Regions from separate parts of the Homo sapiens genome. Here region 1 is linked to region 2. The links are chromatin contacts, found by Hi-C or POLR2A ChIA-PET in ENCODE. All regions are on one chromosome and are shown on one strand. The core of a region is the stretch at or near the end of the contact, and the rest is flanking DNA. Distances in the headings are between cores, read along the strand shown. Region 1 holds the start of RPS19 (ribosomal protein S19). Region 2 holds the start of RPS16 (ribosomal protein S16).

Region 1 (4,403 bases), core at 323-2,822, 2.4 Mb before region 2:
AAGTCAAGATTTAAAGCAGGGACTGACCTGGCCAGATCTCCAACCATTTAGTTAGAAACAGCCTGTTAGAGATATGGAGAAGGCTAACTTGATGATCTGAGCAATAGTAAAGACAACTGGCTTTTTCCTGAATAACTACTGTGCAACAGACACGTTCTAAACACTCTGCTTTAAATTCATTCAATCCTTGCAATACTCTAGTACTGGTACAATAATTAGTCCCATTTTGGGGATGAGAGAGTGCACAGGCAGGTTAACCAACTTGCCAGAGGACACACAGCCAGATGTAAAAGATGGATCCAAACCCAGGGAGTCTGCCTCCGTGTATATAGAAAGGATTAAACCACCTGTAAGCAAAATATGAACATTCATCTGTCTCTGGTTTCCCCTGAGGCTCAAAGCCACAGGTCCTCCTCTCACAAAGCTCTTAGAATGTCATAAAAACTTGGAGTACCAAGTTATCGAATGTCACATCACACAAAGCAAGTGGTGACACAACCAAGGGTTTCTCTCCCTCTTGGGGCGGGAAAGAGCTCAGAGGAGACAGGGAAGTATGGTTTGTGCCAGGGGTCACCCAGCTCCCCACTCTCCAGCCAAAGACCTAAGTTCCTCACCAGCTCGCGTGTAGAACCAGTTCTCATCGTAGGGAGCAAGCTCTTTGTGCTTGGCCAGCTTGACGGTATCCACCCATTCGGGGACTTTCAGCTTCCCGGACCTAAGACCAAAACAGTGGGAAAAGCACGATTCAGTCATCTCCACAAACTACCCCATATCCCAAATGCCCTCCCCTCAACACAACTATGCTGTGCCCAGAGTACAAAGAGAGGCTGGAACCGGAACACAAGCCAGGCCTCACGCTGAAAGGAGCCACGGAGGCCCCAAACAAGCCTCGCCTGCCAGGGACCGGCAAACACTGGGGCTCAGATGGGCAGGCCAAGGCGACAGCCTCCACCCGTTTTGAACCTCAGTCCCCAAACTCACTTTTTGAGGAAGGCTGCCAGAGCTCTGACGAACTCCTGCTGGTTCACGTCTTTTACAGTAACTCCAGGCATCTGAGGGAGAAAGTCAAGCATGTGAACACAGGCCTGGCAGAGACGACTGCCAAGAGCACGGACCCCACCCCAATCCTTTCGCTCCAGCGCATCCTAAACCGTGGTACCCCCCGTTACTTCCCACGGCCCCTTCAACGCCGGGCTCCGGCTCCTGCGGGTCTGAAGGAGCTCACCGACGCCCACGGCCTCTCTGGATCGCACTAACAGAGCCCGGCCCCTGCGTGTGAGGATCCTGCGCGACCCCACTCCCCAGCCCCGGGACTCCGGACGCCCCACGCACCCCGCCGCTGCCCCCCGGGGCCCACGCTCGGTTCCCGGACGGCGCTGACCGGGCATGTCCGGGCCTGCCGCTCGCACGTGGCCGCGGCTCTAGGGGGCGGGACGGGCCCGCGCCGGGCGCCTCGGGGCCCTCAGGCACGCGCTCTGAGGCTTCGGCGTCCGGCCCTGCCGCCTCGCGCCCGGTCCAGCTCGGAGCCCCCGCTTACCGTGCGGCCTCCGCGCTGCCAGCCAGGGGAAAGGGAACGACGGGGTTTCCCGGGCGCACAAGTCGGGCGTAGGGTCTCGCGAGAGTTCCGAAAGCTCGCGAGAGCGAGGGTAGACGCTGAGGCTCCGCCTCTCTCAGGGCGAAAGTTCGTCCCCGCCTAGAGGGGAGGGTGTCTAGTGAGGGGTGGAGAGGTAAAGGGGAGGGCCAAGGGGTCGCGCGTGGAGGCCTGGGTTTCCTCCCGCGTTTCCTTCTCCCGGAGTGTAATAGAGAGAGGATAGAGAGCTCCTGTTCGGAGCTGGGGGAACTTGGCTTCGTTTGCGTCGTTCGTGGCTGGAAGGAACAGTGGTGGAGAATACTATGATGGCGAAAGTACGGGGCAGGATGGGTGGGCCACAGCTGGCGCCCCACGGCGGAACAACCCCTTTTCCGGGTGGAAGTGGCTGTTCCCTGGCCGGAAGTGGGAGTAGTAAGGGCGGAACTGTGACAGGGAACCTAGGGGAAGGGCGAGGAAGAAATGTGGCTATCATCTTCCGTCCTTCACCGCCAGGAGTCGCGAGAGCGGGAGACGGAAGCCCCACCCTTCTCAGGGCGGAAGTTGCTTCAGCACGGCCGGGGCGAGCGAAAAGGGAATGAGGCGCTGGAGGAGGGGAGAAGATAAGGGCGGGACAAAGCGGCAGAGGCGGGACCTTAGCAGAAGTTAGTTCAGCTCTGCCTTCTAGTGTCGGAGTCTGTTCGCTCAGCCCTTACTTTGCCAATTTAGATTTACCTGCCCCGCTGACCTGTGTAGCTTTAGGCAGTCCATTTGCCTTCTCAGGGCTTGTCTCACCATTAAAAAAAAAAAAAAAAAATGAGATCCCCGTTTGTCCATTTAAAGTGGCTCCTCTGGTTCATGGCGCGTCACATGCTCTAAAAAATATTTTTTGAGTGCCTGCTCTGTGCCAGGCACAGGTAAATATTATTTGGACATTTATCATGTGGCTGTTACTGTAGTGTTACATGCATGATCTCATTTAATCCTTACAAGGCCCAACAACTAAATAACGTGGTCCAATAAAATTATGTTAACTTGTTGCAAAAAGGAAACACTGAAATGTGTGTAGCTATTTTCTTATGTTGGAAAGACTGAGAATTTAAAACATAAGAGCAAATATTAGAATTTTACCCCACACTGATACTGTGGCTGCAAAATGTGTTAATTATTAATAAGCCAAGACTCGTATCTGTTAGAAAAATTAAAACCAACCATGCTTCTAGCATAAGATCATATATTTAAATCAAGGTTTTACATTCATGTAGAATGTTGTTGAAACCTATCTCATACTGTTTCTAAAACTTGAGAAAATATTTTCATTATCTCAATTGTTTTTCCAGAACCAACACATACATATTTCCATATGTATTCAAAGTGGGTAATATATGCATGTCTAACTGGAAATCTCCAGGTACTTGGGTAATTTATATTCACTTTTTATAATTTAAGTAATTATTATTTAATTTTTTTTGAGTTGGAGTCTCGCTTTGTCGCCCAGGCGGGAGTGCAATGATGTGATCTTGGTTCACTGCAACCTCCACCTCCCGGGTTCAAGCGATTCTCCGGCCTCAGGCTCCCAGGTAGCTGGGATTACAGGTGCCTGCCACCACACCTGGCTAATTTTTGTATTTTTATAGAGACGGGTTTTCACCACGTTGGCCAGGCTGGTCTCGAACTCCTGACCTCAGGTGATCCACCTGCGTTGGCCTCCCAAAATGCTGGGATTACAGGTGTGAGCCACCGTGCCTGGCCCCCACTTTTAATAATTTCTAATACCAGTTCTGAATCATTTACACTTAATTCATTTAAGTCATTTCATTGAATTTAATTTTTTTTTTTAAAGCTCTCCAGAGGAACTCTGGAGTGCCTGACCAAAGGAAGAGACAGGGTGAATATAGGATTTTGGGAAGAGTGAAGCTTAGGTAAAATTTATATAAAGCAGAGTTTTGATGGACATAAGGCAAAGCAGGCATGTATTTATGCAACGGAGCTAACATCATGCCTGGGCGAGGAGCAGACCCAGGATTCTGCTTCCTTGGACATTAGAAAGTTTAGATAAATGTACAATGTTGTCTCTAAAAACCGCTTCTCTGAGATCATGACTGCTTCTCTGTGTCAAAGTGACTTAGACTTTCCAGGTAAGAATGAGATGTCCCATTTTCACTATTGTTATGATTTTAAAGATTTTTAAAAATTCTGGCAGTCTGTGATTTTAGAGAACACAGTTTCTCAGCACTGTGTCCCTGGTGTTAATTTTTGTACATGTTAGTTTTTACAGGTTCATAATTGACAACTCTGTGAGGTGGTTATAGACCAGTCAACTGAGCCTTAGAGTCAAGTCATTTGTCCAGGGTCACATAAGGTTAAAGCCTGAGCCCGGATTTGAAGCCACAACTGAAGATACTCAAGCTTTTGCAATAAACTTTTTTTTTTTTTGAGACGGAGTCTCGCTCTGTCGCCCAGGCTGGAGTGCAGTGGTGTGATCTCTGCTCATGCAAGCTCCACCTCCCGGGTTCACACCATTCTCCTACCTCAGCCTGTCGAGTAGCTGGTACTACAGTTTCCCGCCACCACGCCTGGGTAATTTTTTGTATTTTTAGTAGAGACGGGGTTTCATCGTGTTAGCCAGGATGGTCTTGATCTCCTGACCTTGTGATCCACCCGCCTTGGTCTCCCAGAGTGCTGGGATTACAGGCTCATGCCTGTAAATTTAGTGTATAAGTACAGAATTCCCATAGTCCCCATGCTGACACACAGGGATGGCCTCCCTTTCTATCAACATTCCACACCAGAGTGGTACCTTTGCTACAATCAAGGAACACAATATTATCACCCA
Region 2 (3,971 bases), core at 1,130-3,629:
AACCCTGGGCTCGAGTGATCCTGCTGCCTTGGCCTCCCAAAGTGCTGGGATTATAGGTGTGAGCCACTGCACCTGGCCTCTGTCTCAAGTATTTTGGAAACATCATGCCTGCCTTTATCTCTTTTTTGTCTGAGGGTTGGCCTCTCTGCCTCTAAATCTGTCACTGGGCTTGTTTTGGGGGTCCATCTCTTGACTGTCCTGGTCTCTCCCTTTTCTCCTCCTCTTCTCCCTTGGCCTTTCATCTTTCTCTTCTTCTCCACTTGTGCCTACATTTCTTTGGGCTGTGTCTGTGTCCCTCCCGGTCAGCCTCTGGGTACTTCCTTCCTCCCTCCCAACAGCCCCCTCCCCCCTCACCCTTTTAGAGCTGGACTCCGGGCTGGCTTTTCCCTCTGGCCCCAGACCTGCCCTCCAGTGTCTCCCTGTCTCCACCCTCTTTGGCAAGGTGCACCACGACGCCCTTTTGAACCCTGGATCCCAGACCCTGTACTGCCAGAGAAACTGAGGCAACTGTGGGCTCCCTCTAGCTCTGAGAGAGGAACCTCTTCGCTGGGGAGACTCTTGATGGGGTGAGACGCAGGGACATCTGCCGGGGAACCAGAGGACAACCCAATCCTGGGGTTCCTCAGGTGGGGTTGGGGGGCTGGGGATGGAGAATTCTGTGGGGAGGAGGCTTAAGTGGAGGGTGATTTGGGGGAGAGGAAAAAGATGACTGGGAGATTCTGGAGAAAGAGATTCTAGGGGCTGGGCGCGGTGGCTCACGCCTGTAATCCCAGCACTTTGGGAGGCTGAGATGAGTGGATCATTTGATGTCAGGAGTTCGAGACCAGTCTGGCCAATATGGTGAAACCCCGTCTCTACTACAAATACAAAAATTAGCCGGGCGTGGTGGTGCATGCCTGTAATCTCAGCTACTCAAGAGGCTGAGGCAGGAGAATCGCTTTAACCGGGGAGGCAGAGGTTGCAGTGAGCAGAGATCATGCCACTGCACTCCAGCCTGGGCGACAGAGCAGGACTCTGTCTCAAAAAAAAGAAAAAAAAAAAACAAAAAACAGAGAGATTCGGCCGGGCGTGGTGGCTCACGCCTGTAATCCCAGGACTCTGGGAGGCTGAGGCGGATCACATCACCTGAGGTCAGGAGTTCGAGACCAGCCTGGCCAACGTGGTGAAACCCCATTTCTACTAAAAATACAAAAAACGACCAGGGCGTGGTGGTAGACGCCTGTAATTCCAGCTACTCGGGAGCCTAAGGCAGGAGAATCTCTTGAACCCGGGAGGCGGAGGTTGCAGTGAGACGAGATCGCACCACTGCACTCTAGCCAGGGCAACGAGCGAAACTCCGTCTCAAAAAAAAGAGAGAGATTCTAGGGTGGGGACGGGGAAGAGGTTAATTCTTGGGGGAGGGTCTCTTAGGAGAGGGGGATTCTAACGGAGGGAAAACTCCAGGGAAGGCAGTTGCTGGGAAGAGGAGTCTCGGAAGGGAAATAAACTCAGGAGAAAGGTAGATTTTGAGGGACGGGTCTCTGAGAGAAAAGTTTTTGTGGATTTGCGGGGCGGGGTGTTCTGGGAAAGGGGGATTTGCCGGGAAAGGGGGATTTGCCGGGAAAGGGAGATTCTGGAGGAGGGAGATTCCAGGGGTACTGGGTCCTGACAAGAGAAAGATTCTGGGAAGGGTGACTGAGGGGACGAGGACCGAATGGAGGGAGATTCAGGGAAAAGGGGGGTCTAAGTTGAGCACTCTTAAGAGGGACATTTGGGGTTGGCCATCTGAGAGAAGGATGGGAAACATTCTGGGAAGAGGAAACTGAAAGGAAGGACATTCTGGTGAAAGGGAGATTCTGAGGGGAAGGGGCTCTGAGGGGAAAAGGATTCTGGGAGAGGATCCCCAAGGAGGGGGATTCTAGGGAGGATAGGATTCTGGAAGTCCTTAATCTGAGAATCCAGCCAGATTTCTTGCAGTAGATTCCAAAGGAAGATTCTGATGCGGGGGATTCGGGGAGGAGGGAGTCCAGAGGGGAGAAAGATTACAGGTGTTGGGAGGGTGGGAACTGATTTAAAGAAAGGGCGAAGGGAGATTATTAAAGAGCCAGAATGCAAAGAAGAGCTGCGGTAGTCGACTACAGAGGACGCGAAGCACACTCCCGCAGCCTTCCCTTCAGTCCGCACACGACACTCCCAGGCCCCGCCCCTTCCGCCCACAGAGCCCGCCACTTCCGCCTCACAGGGCCCGCCCGCTCTGAGCGCCTAAGGGCCTTCCCGCCGCTGACCAGACGCCCCGCCCGTTAGCCGCAACAGAAGCCGTAAAGCTCTCTCCCGTCGCGACGCAGTGCTCAAGGCGCCTGCGCAGACCCTGAAAAGCGGCCAGGGTGGCCCCTAGCTTTCCTTTTCCGGTTGCGGCGCCGCGCGGTGAGGTTGTCTAGTCCACGCTCGGAGCCATGCCGTCCAAGGGCCCGCTGCAGTCTGTGCAGGTCTTCGGACGCAAGGTGAGCCAGACGCCGGATGGGAAGGGGAGGGGAAGGAGAAGGCCAGGGTCTGGGAGAGGTCGGTGGGCAGGAATCTAGGGGGTAACATGGGAGCTGGAGCCGGAGCTCACGGGGCCCCTGTTTCTCTTGTATCTTACAGAAGACAGCGACAGCTGTGGCGCACTGCAAACGCGGCAATGGTCTCATCAAGGTGAACGGGCGGCCCCTGGAGATGATTGAGCCGCGCACGCTACAGTACAAGGTGCTGGGATCCGGCACCGGCGTTGAGTGGATGGAGGACTCTTGGAGACAGAGATGTTGTAGCTCTTGAAAGCTGGGGGGGCTGGCATCAGCAACGGGATGTTTAGAAGTTGTGTTGGGTGTAGAACAGTGGGGTATTTGGCAATAGAGCTGGGCTTGGGGTTCAGAAGATGTAAAAGCTGAGATGGGGTTGTTGAAGATTAAGGGTTTGCTTTGAGAACTGGGATGTTAGGAAGCTCACCTCACTGGGGCGGGGGGACCCAAAGGGTGAAGGGACACCGACTATTTTTTATTTTATTTATTTGTTTTGAGAGGGAGTCTCGCTGTGTCGCCCAGGCTGGAGTGTAGTGGCGCGATCTCGGATCACTGCAACCTTCGCCTCCCGGGTTAAAGCGATTCTCCTGCCTCAGCCTCTTGAGTAGCTGAGATTACAGGCATGCACCACCACGCCCGGCTAATTTTTGTATTTTTAGTAGAGACGGGGTTTCGCCATATTGGCCAGAGTGGTCTCGAACTCATTACCTCAGGTGATCCACCAGCCTCGGCCTCCCGAAGTGCTGGGATTGCAGGCGTCAGCCACCGTGTGCGGCCGAATTTGGGTCTGTTTAAATGCTTGCTTGTAAAAGGGGTTCCTCTGTTCCCTTTTTGGGACTCTCAATTTCTTTGGCTCAGAATGGAAAGAAACCAGAGTCTGATTTCTGCCCCTTCTGAACTCTACTACTTTTAAAAGAAAGAATATCTACATTGCAGGGTCAGTTAAAAAAATTTTTTTTGAGTTATAAGGTTCTTTTTTAAAAACAGTATCTTGCTGTCACCTACCCTGGAGTGCAATAGCACAATCCTAATGAACTGCAGCCTTAAACTCCTGAGTTGGAGATCCTCCCACCTCAGCCTTTCGGTTGCCAAGACTACAGGCACATCACCACGCCTGGCTCATTTGAGAAATATTTTTCTGTAGACGTGGGGTCTCACTTTATTGCCCAGGCTGGTCCTTGGTCTCATGTGATCCTTCTGCCTGGACTGGGATTACAGGTGTGATCACCATGCCTGGCCTAGAATTTAATAAAAATTCTGAGATTTCCTTTGTGTAGCAGATGTTGAATGTTACTGTTATTGGCTGTCACTGTATTTGAAGGATTTGTATGTGTACCCTCTGTTGAGTTTTGGGGACATAGCAGTGATCCAGATGACTTAAGGTCTTGCCTTCATGGACCTGCCAGCCTAGTTGGGGAGAAGGACTGGGCCCAATAC

What was found. A loop is a pair of places that touch in the nucleus more often than their neighbours do. ChIA-PET counts read pairs that join two places held with the same protein, here RNA polymerase II (POLR2A). Pooled maps may share reads with other maps.
Region 1: a pooled map shows a loop between it and region 2 (7-fold over the local background). The contact joins the promoter of RPS19 here to the promoter of RPS16 in region 2. A Hi-C loop is called at or near these places in 4 of 50 pooled maps. POLR2A ChIA-PET finds 5 or more read pairs at or near these places in 3 of 52 experiments (AG04450, H1 and MCF 10A).

The regions. Positions count from the first base shown.
Region 1 is chr19:41,857,424-41,861,826 of GRCh38, reverse strand. It overlaps RPS19 (ribosomal protein S19), which reads right to left and starts at 1,572. Exons shown (of 6, transcript NM_001022.4): 1 at 1,538-1,572; 2 at 982-1,052; 3 at 615-715. The coding sequence starts at 1,052. RefSeq lists silencers at 1,251-1,370, 1,431-1,560 and an enhancer at 1,114-1,869.
Region 2 is chr19:39,434,357-39,438,327 of GRCh38, reverse strand. It overlaps RPS16 (ribosomal protein S16), which reads left to right and starts at 2,379. Exons shown (of 5, transcript NM_001020.6): 1 at 2,379-2,480; 2 at 2,620-2,721. The coding sequence starts at 2,433. RefSeq lists enhancers at 174-942, 2,606-3,185 and a silencer at 2,126-2,225.